Linked DNA regions of Homo sapiens: region 1 is linked to region 2. The links are chromatin loops, found by intact Hi-C in ENCODE. Cell type or tissue: transverse colon. All regions are shown on one strand. Links, peaks and the distances in the headings refer to the core of each region. The heading gives the core; the rest is flanking DNA. Region 1 overlaps LIMA1 (LIM domain and actin binding 1). Region 2 overlaps LOC105369764 (a long non-coding RNA gene).

What was found. Hi-C counts contacts between places; a loop is a spot of excess contacts. Peaks named below come from ENCODE experiments on the same cell type or tissue, not always from the same donor. Only the 100,000 strongest peaks of a DNase experiment are listed, where the experiment ranks them.
Region 1: it touches region 2 in a loop (4-fold over the local background); 39 of 110 quality-filtered maps call a loop at or near these places.

What each region holds. Positions count from the first base shown.
Region 1 is chr12:50,180,259-50,196,125 of GRCh38, forward strand. It overlaps LIMA1 (LIM domain and actin binding 1), which reads right to left. Exons shown (of 11, transcript NM_016357.5): 8 at 15,572-15,629; 9 at 12,194-12,303; 10 at 1,646-1,779. Among named protein-coding and RNA genes, the nearest start is that of CERS5, 21 kb to the left of the region's middle. In transverse colon, for the core only: no CTCF peak of the experiment used is centred there; a DNase peak (open chromatin) is centred at 4,224; H3K27ac peaks cover 349 bases.
Region 2 is chr12:49,957,128-49,968,740 of GRCh38, forward strand. LOC105369764 (a long non-coding RNA gene) reads right to left here. Exons shown (of 3, transcript XR_001749143.2): 2 at 8,556-8,678; 3 at 7,375-7,792. It overlaps AQP2 (aquaporin 2), which reads left to right. Exons shown (of 4, transcript NM_000486.6): 4 at 1-1,751. AQP5 (aquaporin 5) reads left to right here and starts at 4,745. Exons shown (of 4, transcript NM_001651.4): 1 at 4,745-5,253; 2 at 6,365-6,529; 3 at 6,965-7,048; 4 at 7,865-8,555. The coding sequence starts at 4,891. The coding sequence ends at 8,050. It overlaps AQP5-AS1 (AQP5 and AQP2 antisense RNA 2), which reads right to left and starts at 5,656. Exons shown (of 3, transcript NR_110591.1): 1 at 5,540-5,656. RefSeq lists enhancers at 9,503-10,126, 9,899-10,193. In transverse colon, for the core only: CTCF peaks have their summits at 10,051 (motif pointing right), 10,250 and 10,464 (motif pointing right); DNase peaks (open chromatin) are centred at 10,094 and 10,474; H3K4me3 peaks cover 982 bases; H3K27me3 peaks cover 927 bases.

The DNA of each region.
Region 1 (15,867 bases), core at 2,783-5,282, 220 kb after region 2:
CACTGCACTCCAGCCTGGGCGACAGAGCAAGACTCCATCTCCGGAAAAAAAAAAAAAAAGAAAGAAATTAGCTGGGCGTGGTGGTGCCCGCCTGTAATCCCAGCTACTCAGGAGACTGAGGCATGAGAATCGCTTGAACCTGGGAGACAAAGGTTGCAGTGAGCCAGGATCACACCACTGCACTCCAGCCTGGGCAACAGAGTGAGACTCCATCTCAAAAAGAAAAACCAGATGGGGTCTCTCTATGTTACCCAGGCTAGTCTTGAACTTCTGGCATCAAGTGATCCTCCTACCTGGGCACTCCCAAAATGCTAGGATTACAGGTGTGATCCTTATATCCACACCTAGATATAAGCTTGATTAATAGAAGAATGGTGAGGAGTTGACAGGAGGTAGTTTTTCCCTAATGTCAGTCCTAGACAAGCCTTTAGGAGATTTGGTGTCTCTTGCAGGATGATAAGTTTTATCTTTTTAAAGTTTTTTCCCTTAAGTTACGAACCATTCTGAAGAGTGACAAATGTTAAAGGGGGTATAAAACGGCAGCACTTCCACAAAAGAAATAAGGTGCTTTAAGCCAGGCACAGTGGCTCACACCTATAATCTCAGCACTTTGGGAGGCCGAGGCGGGTGGATCACGAGGTCAGGAGATCAAGACCATCCTGGCTAACATGGTGAAACCCCTTCTCTACTAAAAATACAAAAAATTAGCTGGGTGTGGTGGCGGGCGCCTGTAGTCCCAGCTACTTGGGAGGCTGAGGCAGGAGAATCGCTTGAACTCAGGAGGTAGAGGTTGCAGTGAGCTGAGATCACGCCACTGCACTCCACCCTGGGCAACAGAGTGAGACTCTGTATCCAAAAAAAAAAAAAAAAAAAAAGGTGCTTTGGAGAAAAAAATTAACACAGTGGGCAGCAGAAGAACTAATGAGTGGAAGTGACTGAGGTACACTTTGGCTGCATGTTTGGAGAAGCTGTCTAGCTAGAGCTATCTAATAGCTAGAAATGTCACACAGATGCCAAAACATCTTTCAAGAGTATTTTAGGAAGGATTGCTCAGAAAGGAAAGCTGGAGAAAGTGACATCTTGGTTACTTCCTTCTGTAAGACTCTATGATTAAAATGAGTTAATTTGGAATGTTTCCCCGATTTGTCACATTTATATTTGCACTTTGAGTTACTTGGAAGAAATGATATGTAACAACTATTTTCTCAGAAATAAAGTGAGGCAACATAGAGAAAAAGACATGCTCTCCAGGGGCTATTATTATTGCCATTATTATCATTTATACAGTGGTTAAGACAAGTAAGGGCTTAAACAAGTAACCTCTTGAGATTTCTTAACTTTGTGATTCTGTGATACCAAGGGAAAACATTCTATTAAATTAGGTCACAGGGGGGTTTACCTGCAACTCATATTATTTAAGCTTCGGTCCTAACATGTAAATTAACATATCAATACACCAAGAAGTTCCAAACACCATCATTATTTGGTATGAAAGACTTGTCACTAAATGATGCTTTTTACTTTATTCAAGAGCCTTCAACAGAATATCATTAGCACAGTAGCTTTTAGCACCAGTGCTCTAAAAGCCAAAGACTCCCTCTAGAGTTCCAGTTATAGACAGATGGCTTGTTTTGGGCTGACTTACCTGAGTTTGTTGTTGCAATAGGAGCAACGGAAGCAGCTGATGTGAAACACCTGCTGGTTGGCCAAGAGACGCTCCATTGGATAGACTGTCTTCTGACATTCCACGCAGGTCTCTCTTGCAGGTGCCTGAAACTTCTAGGAAAAACAAAAAGACAACTTTAGCATGGGCAGCGATGAGTTAGCACTGTCTTGAGATGGACCCTAGAATTTACTTTGTCTAAGGGCTCCCTTAGCTGGTCAGTCAATTCTCATGGAGCACTAAACCTGCTACAATTCTATCAGCTGACTCTTTAAAGCCAAGAGGCTCTCTTGATATTCCCTTCCCAAACTGTGTGGCTGCTCTAAATGTAGCAGCCACCAAGGATAGGTGGAGCTACGTCTGGATTACAAAGAATGGCTTAGACAAGTCACGACCCACATAAAAAATGTTAGGAGCAGGGGATGGGGGAAGGGGTCGGGGGGGGGAGTGCAGGGATTAGGAGAAAATGTTATCACACACAGAAGAAAGAAGTTTGATTCAAGTGCCAAGTAAACACAAGACAGATTCTAAAGGGGATAAATTTCAAGGAGAGGAAGAGCATTTGGCTTTGGGAATTAGGAAAGACATTTCAGTAAAGCCCCTTTTATTCTGCTCTGCTTATAATCTTGATTTGTTCAATCAACTAGACATACTATTTTTAAACAAGTCAAAACTGACACACAAGTGGAACAATTTATAAGAGACACAAAGTATTTTATTAGGACACCAGAGGGAAGCATAGCCCATTAAAGCTATAGGTTCTATAATATTTCTAAAAACCAATGGAGAGAAAAACTAATGCAATGGGAAACACACTGGTTAATGTATTAATGACTGGGAATTCATGAACTGTTTGTAAAGTTGGAACAAACATGGGCACAGTGGTTCTACCTGATAAACTCAATCCTAAAGAATATAAAACAGTTGGTATTCTAGCACTGATAAAAGCCAGAACTCCAAAAATATTATAAGCTTTCACATGATAAGAAATAGTTACATGGGCCAGGTGCGGTGGCTCATGCTTGTAATCCCAGCACTTTAGGAGGCCGAGGTGGGCGGATCATGAGGTCAGGAGTTCGAGACCAGCCTGGCCAACATGGTGAAACCCCGTCTCCAGTAAAAATACAAAAATTAGGCAGGCGTAGTGGTACACTCGTGTAATCCCAGTTACTCGGGAGGCTGAGGCAGGAGAATGGCGTGAACCCGGGAGGCAGAGCTTGTAGTGAGCCGAGATGGCGCCACTGCACTCCAGCCTGGGCGACAGAGTGAGACTCCATCTCAAAAAATAAAGAAAAGAAATAGTTACATGGCTACTAAGGGGTGGGGAGTAGATGGGAATGCAAAGTCCCTAGGTGTATGGGAGTTAACCCTTGACTTGCCCAACACAAACACCTCAACCAGTAGATGCGGGAGACAGCTTAGGTGGCCAGGAAGCTCTCATCAGCAATTAGGAGGTGCTTTTGCTGCCATGATCAGCCTGGGCTCTCACCAGAAAACACATGATGGTAAGTAATGCAAATTAATCCCAAGGCCCAGGACCTGGATAGTTAAGCCTGAAATGAACCAGGTTATGGGCAAGATAGAATTTTGAGTAAAAAAAATCCAAAATAGGCTGGGTGTAGTGTCTCACGCCCATAATCCCACACTTTGGGAGGTTGAGGTAGGCAGATCACGAGGTCAGGAGTTCAAGACCAGCCTGGCCAACATAGTGAAACCCCATCTCTACTAAAAATACAAAAATTAGCCGGGCATGGTGGCGTGTGCCTATAGTCCCAGCTACTCGGGAGGCTGAGGCAGGAGAATCGCTTGAACCTGGGAGGCAGAGGTTGCAGTGAGCCGAGATTGAGCCACTGCACTCCAGCTTGGGCAACAGAGTGAGACTTGGTCTCAAAAAAAAAAAAAAAAAAAAAAAACCCAAAACAGGCCCATAAAAAATTCAGACTGTTGGTTCACTTGCCACATGATTCACTAGGAGGTAAAGCAAAAAATAAAAATGGTTTTCCAAGTAGATTTGGGCAGGAAGTGAGAGCAGAAAATGTGCATAAAATGAAAATAAAGAAATCTATAAAAGGAAGTTTAATAAAATTAGTGGTAAACTCCCAAGTAGTGCCCAAGGGATTTAAGAAGGAAGGAACAAAGCTGAGTGGAAATGGCTAGTTACCAGGACTCTGCTTTATTCTAGGGGCAATGTCCTAAAAAGAAACATCTAAAGAATCAAAAGACCACAGGTTACAACCTAGTTTAGCATAAGGGAGGTATTTAAATATAACCAAATGTTATTGTAATGAATGTTGTTGCAAGTAATTAACACATTATCGTATTTGGAGTTCAGAATTCTTTTTTTCTTATATGGACACTGCTAAATGGAGATATCTTTGCAGAGTTTTAATTAAGTTTTCTCTAAAAGGACTAGGTCTTTGTCTAGGTAGGAGATACACTGGCCAGGTGCGATGGCCCAGGCCTGTAATCCCAGCACTTTGGGAGGCCAAGGCAGGTGGATCACTTGAGGTCGAAGTTCCAGAGCAGCCTGGCCAACATGGTGAAACCCTGTCTCTACAGAAAATGCAAACATTAGCTGGGCGTGGTGGCGGGCGCCTGTAATTCCAGCTACCAGAGAGGCTGAGGCACAAGAATCACTTGAACCCAGGAAGCAGAAGTTGCTGTGAGCTGAGATCTCATCACTGCCCTCCAGCCTTGGAGACAGGGCAAGACTCTGTCTCAAAACAACAACAACAAAAGGAGAGATATTAAAAAGCAGAATAAATTTTTGGTGTAATAGTATAATGGATGCTACTGGAGAGAGCCTGTACAAATCACAATTCACATAATGTAAAAGTAGGACAAATGTATTTATCAGATTAAAAATCATTTTCAGTTGCAGAAAGGGAATTCTGCGTTTTTTGTTTTTTTTGTTTTGTTTTGTTTTTTGAGACAGAGTCTCACTCTGTCACCCAGACTGGAGTACAGTGGCGCGATCTCAGCTCACTGCAAGCTCCACCTTCCGGGTTCAAGCGATTCTCCTGCCTCAGCCTCCTGAGTAGCTGGGATTACAGGCGTGCACCACCACACTCGGCTAATTTTTGTATTTTTAGTAGAGATGGGGTTTCACCATGTTGGTCAGGCTGGTTTCTAACTCCTAACCTTGTGATCTGCCCACCTTGGCCTCCCAAAGTGCTGGGATTACAGGTGTGAGCCACTGCGCCTGGCCCGGAATTCTGTATTTTTTAACACTTGAAATAGATGTAGGAGAGTAAGTGCTCATTCTGGTCAGTAAAGACACAGCAGGAGACAGAAACTTCACATGGGATAAGAGGAGATGGATACTGTTCTGCTAAAGGGGAACTGAAGGACGCAGAGCACTCCTCCATCACAAACACACGGAGGGGAGGCACACACTGTGGGAGGGGGAAGCAGCCCAGGGAACAGAAGGAAAGGAGAACCTGTGAGAAAGCTGAAAGTTGAGCTCACATTAGGAGGAAAGTGGAAGGCAGGAGCAGAAATTAGGTACCAGGAGCAGGAGGCAGAAGCTGGAAGAGACAAACAGGAACCTTCAATGAATACACAGCATTTGGCGTGCCCTGGAGAGCTTTACTGCAGCTGAGCTGAAACTCAGAGACTCAGATCCAAGAATAAGACCACATTTTTCTTTTTTTCCTTTTTAAGTAACTCTGCTAATCATGGCAAAATCAGCCTCACTCGTATCTACCTGAGGCTGGAACATATCCCAGCTCAGGAGAGCGAGCTTTTATGAGCCTTCACCCACACAAGGAGTGTCTCATTAACAATTCTTTAGTGGCTTACTACCTCCCACACCTGACCCACATCGGCTCTCTCTTTAATAGAGCCTTCACCCACATGGAGCAAAAAGTCTGTCTTCCTCCTTAACATCAAGTTAATAGATTGCTAGCTCACATAATTGACTAACCTTGAGCTTCTAACTAGCCAGACCTATCAGAGTCCCATTATTCCTATTCATTTCTCACATCAACCCTTTTCAATATTATTTAAGGTTTATGCAGCAGCAGCTGCCTAAGGGCCCCTTCTAGTTTCATAAAGACAAGAGGGTCCCGACATGGTAAAATGCCAACTCACAGCGGCTGCGGCTGTGCCTCCCCTTTATTTTCTATGTCCTGGGCTCTCAGCCACTTTTCTGTAATTGCCCCCATGTCTATTCAGACAACAGGAAGCATAGTCAGTGCCTAAAAATCTCTACCATTATCACAGGCCTGGCATACATCCTGCCCATGCCTTCATGGCATGCTCAGACTTGGCACAGCCATGTTTAAAACACTGCCAATACGACAATGTTAGACATTTTTTATCTTCACAGTATATTTTTTCAGTTAGTAAGAGATTTTTTTTTTCATTCCCCTTCTCCCACCATTTTGCCCCTACCAAGTAGAAAGTTAAACACCAGGTCTTATCAAAGTTCACATAGTCAATAACAGAAATAGAATTAAAACTGTAGGAAAACAGCCTGTTGCATGGCAGGAGTGATGCCATCTTGGAGTGAAACCACCATGCTAACTGGTGGTTTGACTCCTGCATACCAAGGTGGTTTGTTCTGCAGCAAAGTCTTTAAACAATGCCTGTAGCATAGATTATCCCTCATAAAGGGGTAGTGCCCAGAGCATAGACAACCCCTCATAAAGATGCTTATCCAATCGCTCCAGTGATAAGTTTTGCAAGAAAGTCAAGCGTGACTAGCTGCACATGTTTTATCCTAAAACCTTGCTATATAAAGGATATTTTCTGGAGGGCTGGTGCAGGGATCCACTGTCTCATGGCCTCCTAGACATCACTTCTGTTCATAAGCTCTTATTAAATGTTTCTTTCTGAGAAACTGGATTTGTCAGCCTCTTTCTTTGGCTTTTCAGCTCCCTCAGCCTTTGTGGGTAGGTCTGCATAGACCTGCTCACTGCACAAACTCAGAACTCCTGACTCACAAACCAAGAGAGCATTTTCTAAATTGTCCTGGAATGTTAAATTTCCACAGCCAAGGGAAACTCTTTGGGGAGGAGAGCAGATGCTAACCCAAATGAAATTAATCCCACGACAGCAATTTGAACAAACTATGGTCTTCCCTTTGTTTCAAATAAAAATGTGTAGATAATATCTTCAGGATATTCTAGAGTGAATGAGGTAATCTATAAATAATTGATGTTCATAAATACTGTCTTTCCCGTTTGAGGGATATTACAGACCCTCTGTTGATTACCATCTACTTAAAGCTGTTTTTCTAACAAATTTGCATGGCTTCATTTACATTCTTTTACCCTCTTGTCTCATATATTTTTTACTCTAATAAAGGCCCCAGTTGTGGTGTGTGTGGGAGGTAGGGGGGAGCAGCTGACAACAGACATTGATGTTAACTAGCCTTTAGACATAGTGAAAGAAGATGAAAATTCTGTATTGACGTCAAGCCTCTATTCCTCAGAATACCACAAAATGCCTTTCATTCCTTCCAATTTGTGTAAAATATCTAGGTAATGAAACTGAAATTCTTCACCACACAGCAAATGGTTGGGCCAGCCCTGTGCAGCCTTAACCCTTCCTCTAATTTTCTGTGAAACTCTATGAAAGCATTTTGGGGAATATTCATATCTTAAATAGAGTGCTCTACACAGAGAAGAAAGGACAGTCCTCTGAAAAGGCAGTAATAGTGAGTGAGTGAGAAAAGATTCTAGACACTCTTCTAGCATAATTTTGACAGCTTTGCAAGCCAGCATAAAACCTCCCACTGTGTCTTCAGGGGGAGGAACAGCTGGCAGGGTACCGAGAGGGGCAGTGCAGTGTGTGCTGCCCTCTCACGTAGAGTGCCATGTTCTCTCTCAACATTCATCAGCAAAACGCTGTGAGGAGGCCTGGGACTTGGTTGTCCCGTACACAGTGAGGGCAGACAGTTGTTCCCTAGGGCCAGTCACATCTCCTTGCCTCTTCCTTCCCTATCCTCTCCTCTGGGAACGTTTAGGGGATGATTTCTTTCAAATGGGAGGACATAAAGCCTAAGAGATCTCTGAGTCTCTTGAAGTAGAAAGGCCTGATACTTCTCACAGGGTCCACTAAGCTCTGCTCTCAGAACGACACCCTTTTTGAGAATGAACCTGTAACTTCATTGGTACCAAGTCTTACCAAGTAAGCTCTGTGGCCAGTGTTCAAAGTGTACAGAATCCTTAAAGACCTCTATCATTTCTTTTTACTTTATTAAGCTAAAATTTGAAATGAATTGAATCTCTACCTTAGATGTCCTCTTTTCAATAACAGACAGGCACTAAGAAACAGTTTTTTCCAGGATGTGTGGGATCCAAAAATCTATTCTGAGTGAACAAGTTTATTCTTAGCTGTATGTAATTTCCCAAAGTGGAGAAACAACTTCTGTTCATAGTCTGCAGCCATGAGACCAGTTCTGCCAGCAGGTCTTCCTATAAACATTTACTAAAGTATCTGTATATTTGCCTGCAGACTGTAAAGGGGAACTCTGAGGAAGAGCAAATAAATTGCCCTTAAATAACAGTGGAGATGTAACTGGGTTCCACCAGGCTCTGTACACCATGATCATCTGAGCTGTGGACCAGAGGCAAACAGCCAGGCCAGTTTACTCTGGTCATTACACAATGCTCAAAACCCGAGGTGTGTGACTATGCAGATAGGGCCGTCTACTACTATACTACTATTCTACTGCTGAGTGACCAGTGCCAAAGGAGTAGGCATGGGTCTGAGGCAGAGACAGAGACAGCTTTACCTCTGTTTCCTCTCCCTGGTGCCAAAGGAGACCTAAGTGAGGTGTGCCCTTTCACACACCACTCATCCGCTCACCCCGTGGAACTTGAGTGGGGAGGGATCCCCACCCAGTACAAGGAAGTCTGGCCAAGCAGTTGAACGAGGGATGCAAGACTGCATTGAGAATTCAAATAGTCACAAGAACAGATTTTAGTTCCTGTATTTCCCCAGGTCCTGGGTTACACAGAATCCATCACCAAGTTAGATTTGCTAGCCGTTCTTGATCCCCAACCACAACCTGAGCACTCACATCTAGGCAGCATTGCTGTCAGAGAGGAAAGTAACCCTGTGGGGTTTGCTACTTTGTGAGACTCCAGATACTGACAAAGAAAGTGCTGATGGCAGCATCAGCCAACCTTCAAGGCCAGAACACAGCCATGCGGAGCACATGTACAGATTCAATCACCATGACCCCGCCCATTCTTCCTGGACTTGCTTTCTCTTTCTGCTTTCTTTACCTTTTGTTCCTTTTCAATAAACCTTACTCTTCTCATAAATCTCTGCCTCCTTTAAAATTTTCATGTTTTATCTTTTTCACCTTGCTCACCTTTTAAATCCACTCTTTAAATCCTGGATTCTCCCCTTTCCTCCTTTTGTTCCAAACCCTCCCTGATGTCCCCTCCTCTTCATACTTTGTGTGCAGTAAAACTTTTATCTGTGGACCAATCATGCTCACAGTCAGAGGTATAAGCACGGCAGATATGAGCATGAGTTGGGAGCAGCACAAACCACCTTAAAACTCATTCTATTTATTGAGTTTCTCTCAAATGCTAAAACTTTTGAAACACAACCCTGCTACTTAAAAGAGCACTAGAGGAGAAAGACACTAAAGAAGTGTGGGTAATCCAAACGAGTGAAGTAGCCCCTCATTAGCAAGCTAGTCAATTAAAACAAGTCAGCTAACAAACCTAAAATAAGTTTTGCATTTTTAATAAACATTTTTTGGCTTATTTTTATGGGAATATATATTTGCCCATAGAAGAGGAAAAGACGACTTTTAAAACTTGGGTAATAAAAGCAGATTATAGATTGAGGAGCCTAGCTCTGTTGCCCAGGCTGGAGTACAGTGGCGCGATCTTGGCTCACTGCAACCTCCACCTCCCGGGTTCAAGCAATTCTCCTGCCTCAGCCTCCCAAGTAGCTGGGATTACAGGTGCCTGCCATCATGCTCAGCTAATTTTTGTATTCTTAGTAGAGACAGGCTTTCACCATGTTGGCCAGGCTGGTCTCAAACTCTTGACCTCGTGATCTGCCCGCCTTGGCCTCCCAAAGTGCTGGGATTATAGGTGTGAGCCACCATGCCTGGCCAATTTTTTTTTTTTTTTTTTTTTTTTGAGATGGAATCTCACTCTGTCACACAGGCTGGAGAGCAGTGGTGTGATCTTGGCTCACTGCAACCTCTGCTTCCCGGGTTCAAGTGATTCTCCTGCCTCAGCCTCCCAAGTAGCTGGGACTACAGGCACGCACTACTGCGCCCAGCTAATTTTTGTATTTTTAGAGACAGGGTTTCACCATGTTGGCCAGGCTGGTCTCGAACTCCTGACCTCGTGATCCGCCTGCCTCGGCCCCCCAAAGTGCTGGGATTATAGCTGTGAGTCACCGTGCCTGGCCTCAATTCTTAATATCTAATGTTATACCCTTAGTATAAGTGTTGCTTGAATGTCATTTTTTTTTTTTTTTTTGAGACAAGAGTTTCATGCTTGTTGCCCAGGCTGGAGTGCAATGGCATAATCTCGGTTCACCACAACCTCTGCCTCCCAGGTTCAAGCAATTCTCCTGCCTCGGCTTCCCAAGTAGCTGGGATTACAGGCATGTGCCACCATGCCCGGCTAATTTTTTTTTTTTTTTTTGTACTTTTAGTAGAGATGGGGTTTCTCCATGTTGTTCAGGCTGGTCTTGAACTCCCGACCTCAGGTGATCCGCCCGTCTCAGCCTCCCAAAGTGCTGGGATTACAGGCGTGAGCCACCACACCCGGCCTCATTTTTTTTTTTTTTTTTTTTTTTTTTTTTTTTTTTTCAGAAAATGGGCTGGCCAGCCCCCATTCCAGTGGACACATTCTTTCGTTAAAAATGTTAATGACATTGTTGTAAACAACAGGTCCTAAAAAAAAAAAAAAGTGGGAACAACAGGGCCAGGTGTGTTTGGTGGCTCATACCTGTAATCCCAGCATTTTGGGAGGCCAAGGTGGGGGGATTACTTGAAGCCAAAAGTTCAAAACCAGCTTGGGCAACATAGTGAGACCCCATCCCTATAAAAATGTAAAAAATATATTAGCTGGGTGTGGTGGCATGTGCTTATAGTCCCAGCTACTTGGGAGGATGGTTTGAGCTCAGGAGATAGAGGCTGCAGGGAGCTGTGACCACACCACTGCACTCCAGCCTGGGTGACAAAGTGAGAACCTGTCTCAAAAAAAAAAAAAAAAAAAAAAGCTAACCACAGGTTAAGATCAAGCTCTGCAGATTAGGAAGCCATTATCTTTAAGGTGAAATTGCACATCTCGTCCAATGTGCTGATTTTAGTTGAACAGATTTTTCCTGGCTGGGCACAGTGGCTCATGCCTATAATCCCATCCCAGCACTTTGGGAGGCCGAGGCAGGCAGATCACCCAAGGCCTGGAGATTGAGGCCAGCCTGGGAAACATGGCAAAATCACATCTCTTAAAAAAAAAAAAAAAAAAGCCAGGCATGGTGGCATGTGCGTATAGTTCTAGCTACTCAGGAGGCTGAGACAGGAGGATTGCATTAGCCTGGGAGGTCAAGGCTGCAGTGAGCCGTGATCACACCACCATACTCCAGCCTGAGCAACAGAGCAAGACCCTGTCTCAAAAAAACAAAACAGGCCAGGCGCAGTGGTTCACGCCTGTAATCCCAGCACTTTGGGAGGCCAAGGCAGGCGGATCACGAGGTCAGGAGATTGAGACCATCCCGGCTAACACGGTGAAACCCCGTCTCTACTAAAACTACAAAAAGTTAGCCGGGCGTAGTGGCAGGACACCTGTAGTCCCAGCTACTCGGGAGGCCGAGGTAGGAGAATGGCGTGAACCCGGGAGGCGGAGCTTGCAGTGAGCCAAGATAGCGCCACTGCACTCCAGCCTGGGCGACAGAGCGAGACTCTGTCTCAAAACAAAACAAAAACAAACAAACAAACAAACAAAAACAAGGCCAGGTGTGGTGGCTTACCCAGCACTTTGGGAGGCCAAGGCAGGCAGATCACAAGGTCAGGAGTTTGAGACCAGCCTGGCCAACATGGTGAAACCCTGTCTCTACCAAAAAATACAAAAAAATTAGCCAGGCATGGTGGCGCATGCCTGTAATCCCAGCCACTCAGGAGGCTGAGACAGGAGAATTGCTTGAACATGGGGGGGCGGAGGTTACAGTAAGCCGAGATCATGCCACTGCACTCCAGCCTGGGTGACAGAGCGAGATTCTGTCTCAAAAAAAAAAAAAAGATAATAATAATAAATAAACAAAAACAAAAATAAAAAAACCGACATTATTTTAAAACTTTCATGAGTTTTCCAGAGTTCAAACTGAGAGTCATTAGTGAGCCTTCTCGCTCCCGGGCCAAAGACCTGAGCAGAGGCAGCAAGATTTCCAGGGAAAGCGACTGGCTTCAGTGTGCTCTTCTGTGGCATTATCATCCACAGGAAAGCAAAACCAGGTTATAATCAACATCATCATCATAAAAGGTACAATTAGCTCTACCAGTAGACCAATGTCCAAAGGCTCAGAGAGAAATTGCCATCATACCTTCATTGCTTTGGGAGGAGAACTTTCAGAAAGACTGGAGGCTCTGGAATCTGGACTTAGTGGCTTGGGATGGACAGGCTGTTGAACCTCACTCTTAACCTGGGAGTCACCTGCTTGAGTTACAAAAGGAAGACATTTTACAGTATCTCATGGAATGTCTTGGAAAGTGTTCTTCCGAAAAGCAAAGTTTGGGCACTTTCATTAATGACAGATCCTTCCAACACCAGGAAAAACACTGCTTTTCTGTTGAAGAATATTCGAACACTAACAACTATGGCTCAGGTATTCTCTGGTCCTGTCAGAAATCAGGTTCTCAGTGAGGAGGCTTTCTTACCCTCTGCCACACGTAGCAGAAATCCAAACCACTCTGTATAAAGAACTTTCTTCCTTGTGCCATTTGTCATTTTTAAAGGCCGTTTATAGACTTAGATGTCTTTTTGGTCATTAACATTCCTAATAACTTTTTCTGAAGTGTTTCAACTGAAGTTGGAAAAAGGGGGAGATGTGAGGGCAGAAATTTTGTACTCTGTGTGTGTGTGTGTGTGTGTGTGTGCGCGCGTGCGCGCATTTGTGTATACATGTAACCTGACACTGTTTTTGGTCAGTTCTATAGCAGATACCAATGGATGAAGATTATGGAAAAGGGCTCCATGAAGTTTTTTTCATAATCATTGAAATTCCAACTACATGAGTTACTTTCCTGCCAAAATGAAGAGGTGAGTCAACAAAGTACTAAAATATTAAGGCTTATTTTTCAAAAAAATGTTTCATAAACCTAGTCAAAAACATTTCTCAGAAACATTTCTAGTCCCAGAAAAATGATTGCAAAAAAAGAATGTTTCTGGATTCAAGCAGAAGGAGTTTTTCTCCGAAATTTTAAGGTAGGATTAACTAGAGATCTGTTTAATTCATCATTCTATTTCAGTTGTAGGGTTTTCAGTGTCCAGTAAACTAGCCTGGGGAGATGCTAGAAATCCACATATATATGTTTTTCTTTTTTGTCTTGTGACCTACAAGAAATTTATATATATATAGTATATATATATCATATATGTGTATATATGATATATATACACATATATGATATATATATACATATATATCATATATGTATATATGATATATATATACATGTATATATGATATATATATACATGTATATATATATACATATATATACGTGTGTGTGTGTGTGTGTGTATATATATATATATATTTTTTTTTTTTTTTTTTTTCAGAGTCTCACTCTGTCACCCAGGCTGGAGTGCAGTGGCATGATCTCGGCTCACTGCAACCTCTGCCTCCTGGGCTCAAGTGATCCTCCTGCCTCAGCCTCCCAAGTAGCTGGGACCACAGATGCATGCCACCATGCCCAGCTAAGTTTTGGTACTTTTGGTAGAGACAGGGTTTCACCATGTTGCCCAGGCTGGTCTCCAACTCCTGAGCTCAAGCAAACTGCCTGCCTCAACCTCACGAAGTGCTGGGATTACAGGCATGAGCCATAGCGCCCAGCAAACATATATATACATATATATATATATATATATTTTTTTTGAGATGGATTTTCACTCTGCTGCCCAGGCTGGAGTGCAGTGGCATGATCTCAGCTCACTGCAGCCTCCACCTCCTGGGTTCAAGCAATTCTCCTGTCTCAGCCTCCTGAGTAGCTGGGACTACAGGCACCCACCACCACATCCGGCTAACTTTTTGTGTTTTTAATAGAGATGGGGTTTCACCATGTTGACCAGGCTGGTCTTGAACTCCTGACCTCAGGTGATCCACCCGCCTTGGCCTCCCAAAGTGCTGGGATTACAGGCGTGAGCCACCGTGCCTGGCCAGCAACATATATATATATTTTGTTTTGAGTCGGAGTCTCGCTCTGTAGCCCAGGCTGGAGTGCGATGGTGCGATCTCAGCTCACTGCAACCTCCACCTCCTGGGTTCAAGCAATTCTCCTGCCTCAGTGTCCTGAGTAGCTGGGATTACAGGCGCCCACCACCACGCCTGGCTAATTTTTGTATTTTTAGTAGAGCTTGGGGTTTCACCATATTGGCCAGGCTGGTCTTGAATTCCTGACCTCAAGTGATCCACCCACTTAGGCCTCCCAAAGTGCTGGGATTACAGGTGTGAGCCACTGCGCCTGGCCCAGCAACATATATTTTTAAATGGGCTGGGCACAGTGGCTCACGCCCGTAATCTCAACACTTTGAGAGGCTGCGGTGGTAGGACTGCTTGAGACCAGGAGTTGGAGACCAACCTGGGCAACAAAGTGAGACCTTTTCTCTACAAAAATATTAAAAAATTAGCTGGGTACGGCCAGGCACGGTGGCTCACGCCTGTAATCCTAGCACTTTGTGAGGCCGAGGCGGGTGGATTGCCTGAGCTCAGGAGTTCAAGACCAGCCTGGGCTACATGGTGAAACCCTGTCTCTACTAAAATACAAAAAATTAGCCAGGCATGGTGGTGTGCGCCTGTAATCCCAGCTACTCAGGAAGCTGAGACAGGAGAATCGCTTGAACCTGGGAGGGGGAGGTTACAGTGAGCCGAGATTGCACCACTGCACTCCAACCTGGGTGACAGAGTGAGACTCCCTCAAAGAAAATTAGCTGGGTATGGTGGTGTGTGCCTGTAGTCCTAGCTATTTGGGAGGCTGAGGTGGGAGGACTGCTTGAGCCCAGGAGTTTGAGGCTGCAGTGAGCTATGATCACACCACTGCACTCCAGCCTAGGCAACAGAAAGAGACCCTGTCTCTAAAAAATGAAAATTAAAAGTTATACTGAAAATCAGAATAAAAAGTGGACATAGTCAAGTAAAAAACAAAAAAAAACATTTTTGTCTTTGGGAAAAGGGAGGCTCAAAATGACTCCAAAATAGGATGACAGGTGACAAAATTCACTGTCAGCAGGAAAATCCCTAGAACCTGGCTAGGAGGTTGACTATAATATACATTTAGATAAACAGGGAAAAAATATGTATCTTTAACAGATTATTCAAATACTTATTCACTAAAGAATAGGTATTTATGAATAACATTATAAATGAATAAAATCCGTATTGGCCAAACTTCTGTTAAAATGAAACTTCAAAATTAGTTTATACAGCTTCAATTCTGAAAGGGTTTGGTGCAAAAAGTAGGATGAATTCAATGAGAAAAGCATTACAAGTATTCAGTTTGTCCCAAGTTAACTATATTCAATTGAATTTAACTTCTCCTTAAGCCATGAAGTGTGTAAAGGACATTCAAGCATTAGCCCTTAAATTCAAGTAGAGGATTTACTATGTTATTTTCTCAGCACTGACAGTAATGGGAACACCCCTGAACCAAATACAGATAGAAAACAAGAACCTCATCCTCCAGATCTAAGAAAGAATGCTTACGGGAGTCATCTTCGGCAGGGGTGGAACGGACTGCCAGGCTATTCTCATTTGCAGAAATCTACAAAAAAAAAAAAAAAAAAAAAGTTAGAGGGGGATTAAGAGTCATATTAAAAATAAAAGAGCAAACTGCTGTTAATGCCATAAAAACCTGCTGACTCCAGTCAGTCACTGGCTGCCTAGGGGAAATAACGGGCACCAGAACAGCTGAGCATTTGAACAAGAGGCAGCAAAATGTCTTTTATGAGGATATTAACATGCCTCTCAATTACAGAGTAACCCGAGAAACAGACTGCACT
Region 2 (11,613 bases), core at 9,042-11,541:
TGCAGAAGGAGTCTGATGCTCAACATCCCTTACCTCCTTTCGTTGATGGCCAAAGCAAAGGAGAGTCCTGGGAGCCCACAAGATCCAGGCAGAAGGAGATGGGTTTGGGGCTGGCCCCATCCTGGCCCAGCCTCTTAACCTCTTCTTACCCTGAATGTGTGCCCTATCTTTTCTCCCACCTCCTTCCTCCTACCACCCAGCCCTATCCATTCTCTCCTTCCCTCTCCAGCCTGCTGTATAAGTAACATGTGGGTCATACCTTGAACCCCCCTCCGCCCCCATGCTCTCTGTGGCCTCCATGCCTTCAAGACTTCTGTCTGTATCTATCTCACACTGCACCAAGCACCCACTGTGCACCAGGCACTAAGTCTCTAGCCTCTTTCTCCCTTCTGCTCCCATCCAAGAAAGACAGTGTATAAGGAACATCTCTGTAATTGTGTCCCCTCTCATCTATGCTCTTTCCTGTCTTCCTTGACCAAAGCTCTCTTTGAGGTCCAAAAAAGGCTGCCCTGGGCCATATGTGCTATGGAGAGGACTCTCCCAAACCCCCAATAGCTAGTGACAGCCACTTGGCCTCACTACCAGAAGAAGGGTGGAGTCAGAAACCAAAGTGACCTCCAGAGCTGTCCTCCTGGCACCTGAGTGTCCTTGCTCTAGAGGTTCAAAGGCAGCAAGGCAGTGAGCTATGAGCCCAGCATGGATGTGTCTCAGGCACCTCATCCCCACCCCACCTCACCCCAACAAACTCCTCTAGAAGAAGCCAAGAATTTCTCTCTATGTCTGTTTCACTTTTTGGATTGCATCTCCCCAAAAACTAAATGTGAAATCCCTACCATTTCTAGCCTCTATTGCCCAGATTGGAGTCAGAGGTCAAAAAAGGATTCCAAGTGATGGAACTCCAGGGGTGGAGGGAAATTGGCAGTTCCTGGCATCTCTTGTGTACCAGCTGCTGTGCTGGGTGCCTTGCATGCACGGACTTATCTGATCTTCCTCAAACTTCAGATAGGTTAGGGAAGGACAAAGGCCCCCAGCCATGAAGGGTTTTGCTATTTCCAAAGCTTCCCCTTATCGTCCCCTGTGATTATCTCCCAACCCCGTGACAAAGGTAGAGCAAATATTGTTCTTCCCATTTTACAGATTCAGAAACCAAGGCTAAGGGACTGGTCTAAAGTCTCACAGGTAGTATATGGTGGAGCCAACACTTGAACTCAGACCTTTTTACACAAAATCCCATGATTTTTCCACTGAGACAAATCCTAGGCTCCTGGGAGGCCCTGGCAGAAGCCAGAACACATGGCTGGGCCTTTCCAGCCCAACCCACTGTCTTGCAGTGGACGGAGAGCCTTGGCGAGGGCAGCAGGGTAGAGAGGACAAAGAATGTGGGGCTGGTTTCTGCCCTTTAAGAGCACCCGGTCAGTCAGAGAACAGAGATCACACACACCAAACCAGACAGAGGCAGGGCAGCATGGAGACAGGTAGACAGACCTCCAGGTCCCTAAGCTGGGGACAGAGAAGGTTCTGAGCTGTCCCATACTCCCACTTTGTGCCAAATGACTTTGCACCTGCAAATGGTGCTTCAATGTCGTTTTGTATCTTTAAGCTGTGATGTTGTATATATACAATGCCTCCCAGCTAGACTGTAAGCCCTTTGGGGACAAGGGCTGCTTCCAGTTCTTGGATGGCGTTCTCCTATCTACCTTCCTTCAACTGCTCTGCATATAATAAGCACTCAATAAATGCTCATTTGCCAATAAGTACTGTTTCTTCCACAACTTGGCAGTGGTAATAGAAATACAGCCCAAGGTACCAGAAGACAGGCGGAGCTCCCTACCACTTCTACCCCAGCCCTCAACTTCTCCCAGGGAACTCAGAAGTCCCCATATCAGGAGAGGAGGGGAAGGGCTCTCCCTAAGACATTCAAATTCCCCCTGCCACAAATGGGGAGACCCATCACTCAGCTCACAAAGGTCCCGGGCATTCCTCTGGAGCTGCCAGGGCAGGGCCTGAGTGCTTGGGCAAAGAGAATTCCGAGACATAATGGGAGTTTACTGTGATGACTTGAGGACAGAGGGACTCTAGTGGTTAGAGAGATGGAAGAGCCTAAGACACAGGCCCTAGGAAACAGAATCAGCTGCCCTGTGTGAGTAACCTTGACAGATGAAATCTCCTTCTTTGGCCTCACCAGGCCCACTCCTGATGACCAAGTCTATGTGGCGACCTGTGGTTCCCATCTCAGGTCACTGTGTGACCCTAGGCAAGTGACCTCTGAGTCTGGGTTTCTTCATGGGTAGCTTGGAATCAAATCACACAGTGGAGGCCAATTATAATCTCTAACTTTGTAGATTATATTCTGAATCTCTAAAATGGCAAGAACAAGGTCTTGGCCTTTATAGTCCCTCATTAGTTCAAATCTTCAGGTCGGAGCTTCCCCTGGCAGCCAAGCCTCTTGTGAGCACTTGTGAATCCTTTCATTCTGAGATGCTGGAGTTTGAGACCTGTGGACTATGAAGACAGTGCCTGGGGAGAGAGGATGAGAAAGCAAGTGAAAGGGTGCGAACTGGAGGCAAGTTCAGCAGCAAAGGAGCCTGGCCCCCAATGGCCTCTGGGGTCATCAGGGTCATTGTCCAGCCCAAGTCCCAGGCCCAGAAGAAAATCCTGCGTACAACTGGCATGTACAGCTGGCATGATTGGCTGGGGACAAAGCGCTGGGACCCATGGAAGAAAGGACAGACTGACCTCCGGCCTTAAGAGGAGAGACCTGGGGGAGGAGCTGCTCCAGCAGGAAATGCCAGAGCTGGGCAGGAACAATAGCGGGGTTTCTTTAGCCCTTGTTTTCTTTGGCATCTTAGCTGCCACAGAGCCCAGAGCCCGCTCCTCCAAGTCCTTAGCATTCCTGCAGGCTCCTCCCCTCAGCCCTGCCTGACAAACTGACAGAGGAGGCACCTGTTCTCTACTTCCTCTGCACCCTCCCGCTGGACTCTTCCCCCTAGCTTAGCACCACACTAAACCCTCAAGGGGCTTTTAAAATTAACAGTCACAACGTAAGGAGACTTTACTGAGCCTTACTCTGTGCCAGGCACTGTGCTAAGGGCTTCTCTAACACACATGGGGATGGGAGTCTTTAATGCAGCTCCTCTCCCGGGATCCTGGGGGTGGGTCCTCCCCCTCTAAGCCCTAGAGAGCCCTCCAGCCTCGTTCTCCACATGCCCGACCTGGAGTGGGTGGGAAGAGGGAGAGGGTGGTGTGCGAGGAGGCAGCAGGTCACAAAGGGGTTACAAGCTCAGAGGGAAGGGGGATGGGAACTGGAAGAAAGTGTCACCCAGACCAGGGGTAGAAGAACTTGACTTTGGGGAGACTGAGAAAGACCACATGTAAGAGAGAGAGACATGGAAAATGAGGTAGAAACAGACAGAAACAAAGAAAGGCACAAAAATTAAGAGGCAGAGGAAAGGTGAAAATAGCCAGGAGACAGAAACTGCAGGATGAGAGAAATGAATAGAGAGAGACAGAGAGACTAAGACAGCAAAAGGCAGGAAGGAAAAACAGAAAATGAGAAGGTGTGAGAGAGAGAGAGATGGAGAGGTGGAGAACAGAGAGACTGAAATGAGAAAGAGACCTCTCGGAGAGAGACCGAGAGGAAGAGGCTGGCAGAGGGAGAGGGTCAGAGACCAAAGACAGAGACAAAAAGAGAAATAGGGTTTTGCAAAGACTGACTGACAGAAACAGATTTCGAGGGGAGAGAGATCAAGACCAAGTGAGGGTTTGAAGGAGACTTAGGGGAGGTGGAGGAAGAGAAGGAGAGTCTTAGATCCAGGGTGAGGGGCTTCTAGCAGGAAGAGGGAAGACGCCAAGACCGCGCTTGGGAGGTCAGTGGTGCGTCTCTACCCCCCCTGCTCCCCCACTCCAACTCCCAGAGTCTCAAGGCCTCACGTCACACCCCCGTCCCGTCCCGTCGACAAGGGGAACCCCGGCCTGGGAGAGGGCGCCTCCGGGGATCCGTTGCCTAGTCCAGGTACTGCCCAGCTACCGGGCGTCGAGGATTGCGAAGCGTCGGGGCAGGCTGGCACGGTGCCCACTTTTCCCAAAACGCCAGCCTTCCAAGCCCAGAAGCTCGCCCGGCCCAGGCCGGGAGCGGCCCACGTCGGACGGCCGGACCGCCCTGCAGGACCCAGCCCGGCCGCCCGCCCCCGCCGCCGGCGGTGAGGGAGGTGAGCGGCGCCGACCTGCGGGACGAGCATCACTCCGACCCAGCCGGGGGTGAGGCGGGTCAGGATGCTCCGGTCGCAGGAGGAAAAGGAGGAGCTGGACCAAAAGCCCGAAGAGAAGAAAAGGGGAAGGCCGCGCACGGAGCGCGGTAAAGGCCGGCGGAGCTAGACGCCCCGAGGTCGGAGTGAAGCGCCGGGACCGAGCCCCGTCTCCCAGGGAGTCCGGGGCGCACGGCACCGAGGAGAGCGCGGGAGCCAACCTGGGCGCATCATGCGCAGGGCCCGGGACGCTGGGCCGGTCTACACCGCCGCCTGGGTCACGTGGCCCGGACGGGCCGGCGGCTGCCCCGGCCGGGGGGCGGGGGTCGCGCCGGGGTTGCGCTGGACGACGGAGAGCGGCGGGCCCGCAGCGGCCTGGAGCCTCCCAACCCGCGCGCCGCGCTGGCCCCCGAGCGTAGGAGCCGCCCCCTGCCCCCCCGCGCCGGCCCCGCGCCCGGCCGCCCGCCCCCTATATAGCGCGCCCCAGCAGGGCCCGCGCCAGGCCGCCAGCCTCGGAGTGGGCGCGGGACAGTGCGCGGCGCCCCGCAGCCAGGCCCCCGCCCCCGCCGCATCCACCTCCTCCGCCGCCTGCGACCCAACGGGCGCCCCCCGCCGCGGCAGCTGCCGCCGGGCCCCCGCGGCCACCATGAAGAAGGAGGTGTGCTCCGTGGCCTTCCTCAAGGCCGTGTTCGCAGAGTTCTTGGCCACCCTCATCTTCGTCTTCTTTGGCCTGGGCTCGGCCCTCAAGTGGCCGTCGGCGCTGCCTACCATCCTGCAGATCGCGCTGGCGTTTGGCCTGGCCATAGGCACGCTGGCCCAGGCCCTGGGACCCGTGAGCGGCGGCCACATCAACCCCGCCATCACCCTGGCCCTCTTGGTGGGCAACCAGATCTCGCTGCTCCGGGCTTTCTTCTACGTGGCGGCCCAGCTGGTGGGCGCCATTGCCGGGGCTGGCATCCTCTACGGTGTGGCACCGCTCAATGCCCGGGGCAATCTGGCCGTCAACGCGGTGAGTGCCCTGGGGGGGGGGTGGGAGCCTCGACCCTGGGGTGGGCTCAGGACCAGGCCTCTTACCCCACCTGGAAAAAAGGGGTGCCGCAGAGTGGGCCAGCCCACACCCTTCACCAGGAAGGCAAGAGCCTCCCAAGGCCAGGAAGGCAACTCTCCAGGCTGATATGTGCTCCCTTCCTGCCCACCTCCTCTCCCCCTCCCCTCATGCTGGCCCACCCTGGTCTCTCTCCAATGCCTGCTACCCCTCCTCTCCTGCCAGAAACTTCTGCCTCCTCCTGTCTCACCTTTGAGCTCCACCTTCCTCCTGGGCCCCTCACCTCTCCCATCACCTCAGTGGAGCGGTTGAGTAGAACCACCAGAGAAAAGCGGGCTGTCATCACGGCTTTGGGTGACCCTGGCCTGTCTGTGCTTCATTGTTCTCAGCGCCTCCATGGGGATGGTTGTGTCTGCCACAGCAGGTGTCAAGGGGCTCACATTTAGAAACCGTAGATAGGAACCCCCTAATGTGGGGCCAGTGCAGAGCAGTTTCTGTTGAGTATTGGTTCCCTCTTTCCCCAACCTGTGCTCCTCCCCTCAACCCCGCACCCCTGCCTCCCTCCCACCTCCTGCAGCCCCAGAGTCAGCCCCCAACCCCATGCAAACTGGGTTCATTAATCAAACACAGAGGAGGATTTGCTTGGCCATTGTCAAGCTGTGAGTCAGCCGCACTGGAGAGACGGGTTTAAGGCTGGCACTGGCATGGGGCCAGGCACGGGCAGGAGGCCGGGATGGGGTGTGAGGCAGGCAAACCGGGCAGCTGCCCACAGGATGGAGGGTAAATGCCAGCTTATGGGGGCTGGGGGTTGGGCAGAGCCATTGATAGGCCCGTGTCCAGGAAAAGCTACCCTGACGCTCTGCCCTTTGGCCACAGGCCTGAGCTTCAAGCCTGTGCAAACTATGAAATGTACAGTGTCTTTAACAAATGGCTTCGCTGGGGCGATGTCCACAGGACTTGGCTTCCAGGTGCCAAGGTGCTCTAAGTGTCCCTGGAGGCCAAAAGCCCTACTCCCCGAGCCCCTGGCTATACAGCCAGAAGGTGGCCGGGGTCCTAACCCGCTATCCCCTTGCAGCTCAACAACAACACAACGCAGGGCCAGGCCATGGTGGTGGAGCTGATTCTGACCTTCCAGCTGGCACTCTGCATCTTCGCCTCCACTGACTCCCGCCGCACCAGCCCTGTGGGCTCCCCAGCCCTGTCCATTGGCCTGTCTGTCACCCTGGGCCACCTTGTCGGAGTGAGCAGTACCGACATTGGGCTGGGGTGAGGGTGGGGCAGGCACTCAAGGCAAATAATGGAGCCCTGGAGCGGAGCCCACTTCAGATGGATGAGTCCAGCAGAGTTTAAGGCCTGGATTTAGGGCTCCTGGACTCTGGCCCTACTGGGCCCCAGAATTGATCCCCCCAAAACCTCTGGGCTGAGGAAAGATGGGAGTAAGTAGGAGGTGGGATGGGACAGGAATCAAACCCAACCTCAGAGCAGAGAAGAGAGGAGGGCGTAGTTAAGGGTCCATGGTTAACCAAGCAGCTGGGATCCTTGGAGGGAGAGGTTGCCAGCCTGAGTTTGAGACCTGGCTGAGCCCCTGGACTGCAGTGTAACCTTGAGAGAGTCCAGATTCTGTGGGAGTGGACCAGGATGTTGCCTTTCTCTCCACCGCCCTGTCTCTATCCAGATCTACTTCACTGGCTGCTCCATGAACCCAGCCCGCTCTTTTGGCCCTGCGGTGGTCATGAATCGGTTCAGCCCCGCTCACTGGGTGAGTCTGTCCCTTCCCCTGGCTCCCTGGAGATGAGGGCCTGGAGACCCAGCAGTGGCAGCTCAGAGCTCACCAGACCTGGATTCTGTGGGTCTAGAGCTTGGGGGTGGGCCACGGAGTGGTGGCTGACAGAGAAAGGGACACAGTAGGGGATGGGATTCAGCTAGAGGGGCAGAGGTGGCTTTGTATGGCCTGAACCGCTGGGGACAGGGAGTCTGAGTATCTATCCGCTTATGGAAGAGGCTCTACTGAACCTGGAGGTGCAGAGGGGCTCTGTGTCAATTCCCTTGAGGATTTGGTGTCCGTCCCCCTCGGTGTCTGCGTGCTGGTCCTCTCTGATGTTTTATTTATCTGTCCCTGTTGAGGGGGTTGGGAGAGTCTTCCTGTGGGTCTGTCCCTGTGGACAGTCTGTCTGCCCCCCCTTTGGAAGCTCATGGTCACTCTCTCCAGGGTCTGCTTCTATCCCTGCGTGGAGGGGACACGCGCTCTGTTCATCCGTCTCTCTGAGGACCCACGTGTCCCCTCTGAAGGTTTATTTGCTTCTCTTTCCGGTGTGGTTGGAGGGAGCCTGTCCCTCTGGGAATCTGTTTGCCTTCTTTGAGGGTCTAGGTGTCTGTGGTCCATGTCTCTGTCCCTGGGAGTGGTGTGTCAGTATATTCGTCCCCGAGGTGGGAGGAAGTCTTTCTCCCTGAAGGTCTGGAAGTCTGCATGTCTGTCTCCTCTCAGGGTCCGTGGGTCTGTCCTCTGTGGGGTGGGGGGCATGTGGTCTTCAAGGTCTGGGGCTCAGCGCCCTGACTCCTGCCCTGTCTCCACCAGGTTTTCTGGGTAGGGCCCATCGTGGGGGCGGTCCTGGCTGCCATCCTTTACTTCTACCTGCTCTTCCCCAACTCCCTGAGCCTGAGTGAGCGTGTGGCCATCATCAAAGGCACGTATGAGCCTGACGAGGACTGGGAGGAGCAGCGGGAAGAGCGGAAGAAGACCATGGAGCTGACCACCCGCTGACCAGTGTCAGGCAGGGGCCAGCCCCTCAGCCCCTGAGCCAAGGGGGAAAAGAAGAAAAAGTACCTAACACAAGCTTCCTTTTTGCACAACCGGTCCTCTTGGCTGAGGAGGAGGAGCTGGTCACCCTGGCTGCACAGTTAGAGAGGGGAGAAGGAACCCATGATGGGACTCCTGGGGTAGGGGCCAGGGGCTGGGGTCTGCTGGGGACAGGTCTCTCTGGGACAGACCTCAGAGATTGTGAATGCAGTGCCAAGCTCACAGGCTGCAAGGGCCAGGCCAGAAAAGGGCGGGCCTGCAGCCTGCACCCCCCACCTTCCCCAACCCTTCCTCAAGAGCTGAAGGGATCCCAGCCCCTAGGTGGGCAGAGGCAGACCCTCCCCAGAGCTCCTTAGGAAGAAGACAGACTGGTTCATTGAATGCCGCCTTATTTATTTCTGGTGAGGATGCATGCGTGGGGCTGCTGGTGTTTAGAGTGGGGGCTACCCAATAAATCACTGATACTCACGTTCCACCTCTGTCTCTCCTCAGAGTGCCTTGAGACACTCTGGCCCATTGCCTCTCCTCTTTGTCATCCCACATCCTCCACCACGATCTCCACAGGGTACCAGGGGACCCCAGGACAAGTGCTCTGTGGGAAGAAAGGGAGACTGTGACCATGGGAGGCCCAGAGAATCAGAGAGATGGGAACAGAGCAGGGAGAGACTGAGAGAAGACCGAATATCAAAATAGAGCTAGAGGCCAGGAAGGAGGGGTCCTCACTGCAGTCACCCTCCACCCCTCCCCCTCAGCCATGTCAATCAAGTCCCTGCCACTTGAGGAGGGCTTGGCTGGCACTTGAGGGGAGTACCAGGGTGTGACAGGCAGGGCGGAGGAGTGAGCCAACCGCAGCCCCTCGAGATGGCAAGGGGGTGACCAGCCAGGTTCCATCACAGCCCTGGGCTCGTTTCTCTGCACCTTGGTCTTTCAAAAAGGTGTCCTGCTGGGAGCCTGTGCCCAGAGGGAGCAGCCCCCCGACCCCCCCAGAAGCCACATGTGGCCCAGCCCCCTTTTCCAGGGCTTCTCATGCCTTGGCCCACCAGTGTCCCCACCGTCCTCTCCTCTGGGCCTGAGCTCTGTCCTAGCCTGCTCTTGTCCCACTGTCACTGACACTCCTTAGGTAACCTCCTTAAACTCTCAGAGCCTCCCTCTCTTCATCTGTAAAATGGGGATAAAATATCACTTTCCTCACAAGATAGTTGTGGGGACCAGATGAGGGCATGAGATGCCTGGGACCAGTCAGCTTTCTGTGAGGAAAAGGCGGGGGGTCATGCAGTGAACAGCTCCGCATAGCCCAGCTTCGCAGTGAGCCCAGCCTGGAGTCAGTAACTACCCTCATTCCAATCTGGCCGTGAAACTTGGGGCAACATAAGCTCTCTGAGCTTTAAGGACCTTATCTGCAAAACAGGGGTACTTTTCCCGACCTCATGTGCTATGTGCTGTCGTGAGGAGAAAATGAGACCACGCCTGGAGGTAAAACGCTTGTACAAATGGTCAGGCGCCTTGGAGTGAGTGCTCAGTATAGTCGTGTTAATAGAAACCCACACGTGCCTGCCTAGTCTGAGGCCCCAGCCACATGCTTCTGCCCTCCTGGGGGTGTCTGGACCTGAGCGCCTGTCCAGCGGGGCCAGGAGACGGACTGAGAAGGGGTAGGGGAAGCTGTAGTTCTTGGCCAGCGAGAGGCAGTCCCAGGGGCTGGGGTGAGGAGTGGCAGACCCCCCAGCCTTCTCCACACTTAGAGTCTAAGCATCTACAAGTGAGAGGTCAGCCACTCATGTCCGCCCCATAGGCTTACAGTAAACACCACGTGGCATTGCGTGTGAGAACCCCGGGAGCCCAGGGAAGGAGCAGCCCCCCACCCACCGTGTCCCTTCCCACTTCTTCCAACCTGCCCCGGGCTGGGGGAGCCGGGCTGCAAGTGCCAGCTCTGGCCAGCAGAGGGCGACGTCGTCCACCGAATCCACAGCGTGGCGCCTCGTCGTCCACAAGTCCTGGGTCTGGGCTCTAGCCAGATGGGGGTGGAGTGGAGGACACAGGGAGTCCCTCATGCTTGAGTCCCCTGGGGCCACCTTGAGGCAGCCTATCCCAATGCATCCCCGCCCCGCTATCCGGGTGGGGCGCAGAAGAGAGGGGAGCCCTTCTCCGCTCAGTCTCCAGGAGACTCAGGTACAGACACAGCCATGACCAGGAGGATGGGCTCTTCCTCCAGCCCAATGGGGGCCACGGCAGGGTGGACAGTGGACCCTTGGGAGACAAACCCGCGGGGGCAGGCAAGGCACTAAGTCAGAGGGGGCTACCGGCCCTGAGCTTCCTGCAGGTTGCCTCGCCTGGCCCTTGGGCAGGCTTCCAGCTAGGGCTTGGGGCTGACAAGCGCCGTGGTTGGGGCGGTGTGGCCAGCAGGGGTCGCTGTGTCTGCGTGTCGGATCTTGCAGGAGCGGCAGGTCTGCGGGCTCACAAAGTCCCGTGCACACGCGCGCACACACACTGACCCCACACAGTCCGGGGCTCGCGGCCACACACTGACCTCAGTCGTGCCCGAGGGCTGCATGTTCCGGGTGTGTGCGTCTCCTTTCCTCCGCACGTTCATTCGAATGTGCAGAGCCACATCAGCCCTCCTCCAGCATTCGCTCACAGGGCCACCGCCGGCCCCACCGCGGGCCCAGACCTATGAGCCTGGCTCCACGGGTTCTCAGAGGCACACCTGTGTGCTGTCCAACGCAAGCACACACAGTCCCCGTCACCTCTGCTGCACCTAAAGATGGAACCCAGGGAGAGTCTGGATTCTCCTGTGGGAGGCTCCCTTCCCCTTCCTCCCTCTCTTCCTCTCCCCAGGGCCTGCCAGTTCTCACCAGCTGGGAGGTGGACAAGGTGATATGGGGAGAGATGGAAGAGGACCGGGAGGAGAGGTGGAGAGCGGACAGAGGGGCTGGCTGTTGAGATGGGTGGACAGGAGGAAGGACATCTGGGAGGACCAGGTCTCTCCGCTCCTCTTGGCCTCATGTGTCTCCGTCATGTGTGGATGAGGACATCAGACCTCCCTACCTTTCCAGGTTTTGTGGGGATCACTGAGATGAGGCACGGGAAGCCATCTTGAATTCCCTCCCCATCAGTTTGTGTTCTCCCTCCTTTTCTCTCCCGGTACCTTCCTCCTTCCCCTCCCCTTCGCCCCCCTTACTTTCCCCAATCTCTAATAGGACTTCAGTCAGAGCTGCATTGACAGGCAGCCCTAGGCAGCCAGATAAGGAACCTCGGCAAAAGGTTTTTGAGCATGAATGAGCTTAAAGCTTGGCACTAGAGCCCAGTGCTGGCTGGGTTCGGGCACGTGCTGGCTAGGACAGGAAGCCAGGCCTGGAGCAAGCCCTGGTCAATGGCTACCTGGCCTCAGGAGGTGAAGGACCTTGTCCCAGGCTGGGCAGAGGTCAGGAGACTCAGCCCCGAGCTAGCTGGGGACAAGGGCTGCCACTGCACTTAGCACTTTCAGGCTCCAAGGCCCAGGGCAGGTGCTGAGGTGCCTGTCTTGGAGCCGC